Regions from separate parts of the Homo sapiens genome. Here region 1 is linked to region 2. Evidence: chromatin contacts called from ENCODE Hi-C data. All regions are on one chromosome and are shown on one strand. Each heading gives the region's core, a stretch centred on a gene start or an enhancer-like site at or near the end of the contact. The rest is flanking DNA. Distances are from core to core; before and after follow the strand shown.

The links. Hi-C counts contacts between places; a loop is a spot of excess contacts on that map. Pooled maps may share reads with other maps.
Region 1: a map of ascending aorta shows a loop between it and region 2 (5-fold over the local background). The contact joins the promoter of CHTOP here to the promoter of ZNF687 in region 2. A Hi-C loop is called at or near these places in 1 of 168 maps with a recorded cell type or tissue (ascending aorta), 1 of 37 single-sample maps with no recorded cell type and 5 of 50 pooled maps.

What each region holds. Positions count from the first base shown.
Region 1 is chr1:153,632,769-153,635,757 of GRCh38, forward strand. It overlaps CHTOP (chromatin target of PRMT1), which reads left to right and starts at 1,298. Exons shown (of 6, transcript NM_015607.4): 1 at 1,298-1,575. It also overlaps a transcript of S100A13 not described here. RefSeq lists an enhancer at 1,272-1,381 and a silencer at 1,722-1,801.
Region 2 is chr1:151,280,914-151,283,650 of GRCh38, forward strand. It overlaps ZNF687 (zinc finger protein 687), which reads left to right and starts at 1,386. Exons shown (of 9, transcript NM_020832.3): 1 at 1,386-1,482. ZNF687-AS1 (ZNF687 antisense RNA 1) reads right to left here and starts at 1,016. Exons shown (of 2, transcript NR_135595.1): 1 at 630-1,016. RefSeq lists silencers at 266-606, 1,288-1,567, 1,848-2,007 and enhancers at 349-1,233, 728-927, 958-1,187, 1,234-2,119, 2,428-2,497.

The sequences.
Region 1 (2,989 bases), core at 48-2,547, 2.4 Mb after region 2:
TGAAAGGGTCTTGACGTGCCAGTGGAGCAGAGGAAGGGTTGCAGATGTGTCATTCTCTCATTCCTCAAACATATGTACACTGTATTGTGCACATAGTCATTAGAAAAATCCCTTATTGAGGCCGGGCACAGTGGCTCACGACTGTAGTCCCAGCACTTTGGGAGACAGAGGCGGGCAGATCACTTGAGGTCAGGAGTTGGAGACCAGCCTGGTGAAACCCCATCTCTACTAAAAATACAAAAATTAGCGGGGCATGGTGGTACGCGCCTGTAATTCCAGCTACTCAGGAGGCTGAGGCAGGAGAATCGCTTGAACCTGGGAGGCGGAGGTTGCAGTGAGCCGAGATGGTACCACTGCACTCCAGTCTGGGTGACACAGCGAGACTCCATCTGCAAAAAGAAAAAAAAAAGAAAGAGAGAAAAATCCCTTATTGAGCAGGAAACATAGCTTATGCCCATAATCCTAGGAGTCGGGAGGCTGAGGTGAGAGGATCACCTGAGCCCAGTAGGTCAAGGCTGCAGTGATCCGTGATTCATTGCGCCACTGACTCCAGCCTGGACAACAGAGCCAGACCCCGTCTCAAAATAACAACAACAAATCAGAGAGAGAAAAGAGAAATCCCTATGTAGGTCTGCAACAAAATAAACACGGATGGCAGGTGTGGGGGGAGGACATGGAAACGCAATCGAGGACGCAAAGGTGCCCCACCCCAAGAAGGAGTAAACAGTATCTAGGCCAAGTTGGGGAGGGGAGGAAGTGAGGAGGAAAACATGGACGGGCGGTGGTGTTGGCCGGTGCAGGATGGGAGAGGAATTTGCTCCTAATACTGGCCTCCTGGGCCTTGGCTGGAGCATTTACGGCACTTCACAACTCTCAGACTGGGCGAGTGGCCATGAGGGGAAAACCAGTGCAAATTCCCCAGGCCCAATTGTCCGGAAGAAGACGAGGCAAGTCCGCGTAAAGATTTTTAGACGGTGTACCTTGGCTAGGGAACGGAGGGGCGAGGGAATTCGGGACCCAAATCCCCTCTAAGGCCCACATTAATAACTACCCCCAAGAGGTTGCAGCGCAACCACTACTGGAACGTGAAGTCCCCGGCACGCCCCAACAACAGGACCATTGGCCACGCCCCTAGGGGCGGGGCACTGCATGGAAAGCCCCGCCTTCGCCCTAAGGCTCCGCCTCTGACCTCTGCGCAGGCGTAGCTCAAATCTTTCCCGCCCTCTAGTCGTGCGCGGATCTGACGCCTGACGTAATTGCGTAGACGCCATTTTAGCCGGTCAGACAAGCACTGGACGTGGCGGCCATTTTGTTTTGGACACCGAGCAGGAGCTGGCGGCCGCTGCAGACGAAAGGCAGGAAAGGGCAGGCCGGGTGAGCAGACGGATCGGCCGACTAGACAGCCAACCAGCAACAACGAACTGAGCTCGCATACTACCGCTTACGCATCTAACCAACCGCCCATCTAGCTAACCCGAGCCCCTCCACCGTCAACTCAGGTTCGGCCGGTCCCCGGCCCGCCTGCCGGAGCCGTGGTGGCAGCCCCGGGAGGAGCACTGGCGTCTGTTTCCTTCGGTGAGTTTCGGTAGTGAGAAGGAGCCGGGGGAGGTGCGGTCTTGAGGAGCGGAAGGGGCCGGCGGACGCGGAAAGGGGGTGGTGGCATGTGGACATAGCTACGGTGTTGGAGCGTGGAGGCCCCGGGGAGGAGGCGGAGCCCCTGCGAAGGGGCGGGGGAGGGGCTGAACTGGAACCTGGTGGCGGGATTGATGGAGGTTGGGGTTTGATAGGATAAAAAGGAAACTTGGCGGGTAGAGCAGAAGTGGAAGTCTTGACAGGGCTTTGAGGATGGTAGGGAGATTAAGAAGTACAAGACTTTGAGGAATGTTGGAAATTAATGGCGGCTTTAGGGTTAAGTTTTGTGGAGGGCTCTTTGCGAGCTAATTCCCAGGTGAATTTAGAAAACCTTTCCTACTCCCCCAGATCGTCAGTTTCTTGTTAAAGTCCCTACTTGATTCTGGAGTTGAAAGCCACTTTTGAAACTAGGCATGCATATATATATGTATATATATACATACATATATATATATATTTTTTTTTGGGGGGGGACGGAGTTTCGCTCTTGTTGCCCAGGCTGGAGTGCAATGGCACGATCTCAGCTCACTACAACTTCCGCCTCCCGGGTTCAAGCGATTCTCCTGCCTCAGCCTCCGGAGTAGCTGGGATTACAGCCATGCGCCACCACGCCCGGCTAATTTTGTATTTTTAGTAGAGACATTTCTCCATGATGGTCAAGCTGGTCTCGAACTCCCAACCTCAGGTGATCCGCCCGCCTCGGCCTCCCAAAGTGCTGGGAAAACAGGCGTGAGCCACCGCGCCCGGCCCTGCCTGTATTTTCACTGTAGATCAGTGGTTCTCAACTTTAGCTGCACATTAGAAGCACCTAGGTAGCTTTCCCCCGACCCCACAATTGGTTCATTTCCAAACCTCATTACCAGAGATTGTGGTTTAATTGATCTAGGCCCAGATGTCTGTATTTTCTATTTTTTTAATTAATTTATATTTTTATAGAAACGGGGTCTTACCATGTTGCCCAGGCTGGTCTCGAGCTCCAGGGCTCAAGCATTCCTCCCGCCTTGGCCTCCCAAAGTGCTGAGATTACAGGCGTGAAGCACCGCGCCCGCCCTGTCCGGCCCTATGTTTTAAAAGCTCCTTGGATAAGTCATATGTAGTCAAGGTTGAAAATGACTGCTCTAGAGTAAAAGCCAAACTCGGCCCGGTGCGGTGGCTCACGCCTGTAATCCCAGCACTTTGGGAGGCCCAGGTGGGTGGATCAGGTGAGGTCAGGAGTTCAAGACCACCCTGGCCAACGTGGAGAAACCCCGTCTCTACTAAAAATAAAAAAAAATTAGCCGGGCATGGTGGCACGTGCCTGTAGTCCCAGCTACTCAGGAGGCTGAGGCAGGAGAATGGCTTGAACGGGGAGGCAGAG
Region 2 (2,737 bases), core at 136-2,635:
CCAAGGTAGGGAGTAGTGGCTCACGTCTGTAGGATTGCTTGAGACCAGCCTGGGCAACATGGCAAAACCCTGTCTCTTCAAAAAATAAAAAAGTTAGCAGGGCGATTTGGCGCTCACTTGTAGTCCCAGCTACTCAGGAGGCTGAGGCGGGAGGATCACTGGAGCCTGGGAGGTTGAGGCTGCAGTCAGCCGTGATCGCGCCACTGTGCTCCCGCCTGGGCAGCAGAGTGAGGCTCTGCCTCAAAAAAATTAATTAAAAAATAAAAACACGCCGTTAACGAGCGGCTGCGTGCGCGAGGTGGCACACTGGGCTTGCATACGAATTCTGCCAGTGAGTGCTATTAGAGCATCAAGGAGATTCATTTTCCGAGCGACTCCTCCCTTTCCCCCGCCTCCAGGGGGCGTGGCAACAAAGCGCGGGAAAACTCGACCTTGACCCCACCCCCACTCCATGCTGGGGGCGGGGAAAAGGGGAGCCCTTAAATGGGAAATGGAGCTGGCGGTTCCCCCCCCAGCCCATACTTAGGACGCCTATCAGTTGCTCCTTTAATGCCTCTTTGGAAATGGCCCGGCCACGCCAGCACTCCTACGTCACCTCCCCCGCTTCCGGTCCGCGAGCCCTTCCCAACCTTTAGGTCCCGATTCCTTCCATGCTCCAAATCCCGTGCCCCGTCCACGCCCTCCCGCAGAGGGAGGAGCGACGGGTTACGCTGTCGCCCAGGAGCTGAACCGCGCGAGGACCCCATCCATCAGATTATATGGCGATTTAGACGGTGGGAAGACCGCAAGGAAATGGTCAGCGGATGACGTAATGTTTGGGGTGGCGTCCCATTCTGTAACTTCTGTACGGCATCAGTGACACGGGTTTAGCTTGAAACAGCGCAAAAGGACCTACACTTCTGTGCTCCACTCCGACTCAATGCGGTTCTGCTCTCAGTGCCCACCACACAGAAGCTGGGTTCCTTACATTCGCGAAAGTGAACTGCAGCTTCAAGCTTCGAGCGGCCAGTAGGGAGCGAGGGGCGGAGACGCACCTGGGTGCTCCCCCTTCCAGTAGGCAAGCTGGGAAGCAGGCTGGCTTCTTTCTAAGCGACAGTGGCGGAGGCCAATCGTTTACGAGACTCGTAGATGGGGCAGACGGACCCCGGCGCAGCCAATGGGGAGAGGTATCTTCAGAGGGCCTCGGCCCCTTGCCCAATGAGCATAAGAGGACTGTGCGGGGCTAGTTCCGAGCGGCAGTATTTAGGGCCAACCCAGTGCGGGGCTGGAAGGGGCACAGGGCTGAGCGACGGGGGCAAGGGCCAATGGCGAGTGCGAAAACGGGCAGCCCAGACCTGGAGCGCGGAGGGAGGAGAGGGAGTGGGGAGGCCGAACCGGAGAGAAGCAGGAAGTAGCGGCGGCCGCGGGGAGGGCGGCGGTGGCTGCAGCGGCTGGAGCGGGGTAGAGACCGCCGGGTCTCGGCCCGCACCAGGAGCGGAACAAGTAAGCGTGCCTGGGGTAAATACCCGCCCTTGGCTCCGCCCCCTTGGGGGGGGCGGGTAAATACCCCCGCCCCTCCCCCACTTGGTCAACTACCCCCTTCTCCGCGCCGCCCCCTGGGGCGGCTTCTAGGAAGGCCCAGACACCGCCTCCATCCATTGGGGCGGATGGGCGAAACTCCTGGCCTGTTGTAAGCACAGTCCGTAGCCGGGTAAACCCCCAGGAGGGTCGAGAACCCCAGGTCCTGGCGCCCCCGGCTCGAGAGGCACCCGAAGTGCGGCCCGGAGATTGAAGGCTGCGGGATGTCGCGACCTAAAATGGTGTCCGTTCCCGGGGATGGGGGCGGGGGACCTGGGCCAGGCCGGAGCAGAACCTGCACCCCGACTGGGTGCGGGTCAGCGTCCGGGCCCGGGCAAGACTCAGGCTTGCGCCCCCGGCCCCCTGCGCACCCCCCGATCAGTCTCCAGTCTCTAGCGAGCCTCCGGGAGTGCGCGGCGGGAGGAGGCTCCGCTGCGCCCGGAGGGGAGGGGACGAGGTCCGAGTTGGGACGGACCCCAGCTAGAGAGCTGAGAGTCGCGCAGAGACCGTCCCCTCTCTCCTCCCCTCTTTCCAGCTCCCCACCCTATCCTGTGTAGTCCTGGGTCCCCAGGTGCTGCGCAGCAGCTCCCAAAGGGCCTGGCCTGGCTGAGGCCCGGCCTTCGCTTCGCACGCCGGTGCGAGTGAGAGAAGGGCCGCGCGCCTCAGTTTCCCTTGTAGTTTCTCATGTGTACACCCCGCCCCCTCCTCGAAACCCAGGACTTGCTCCCCGCGCCAGCCCTCGGCAGATGGCAGGGACTTAATTCCGTCTGCTACCCAGCTTGGCCTCAACCTAATCGCCGCCAGCCCCTCGCCCTCCTCTGCGCTGCAGGCCTTGGGCCCGGGCAAAGGTCAGTGGAGCCCCCACTCGACCTGGGCCTGTTCAGCCTCTTCCTGTTCAGCCTCTTTGGCTTTTGGGGAACCACAGAGGGAAAGGGGGCGGGGGAGATAGGAGCCCTAGAGACAGGGCTCAGCAGTCGCAGGAAGGCCTGATCCTCCTTGGCTTGAGCTTGGCGGCTTGCTTGGTCGACTGTCTGCTCTGGGTGGGTGGCCATCGGATGACCTCTAAGTCACTGGGGCACCCAAGAGGGAGGTGGCTGGCGGGGTGTGGGGGCGGGTGAGTTCGCAGGTGTTTTCTCCTAGTCCCCGCTGGTCTTCGTTGTAGCAGTCCACTTTTCTGAGT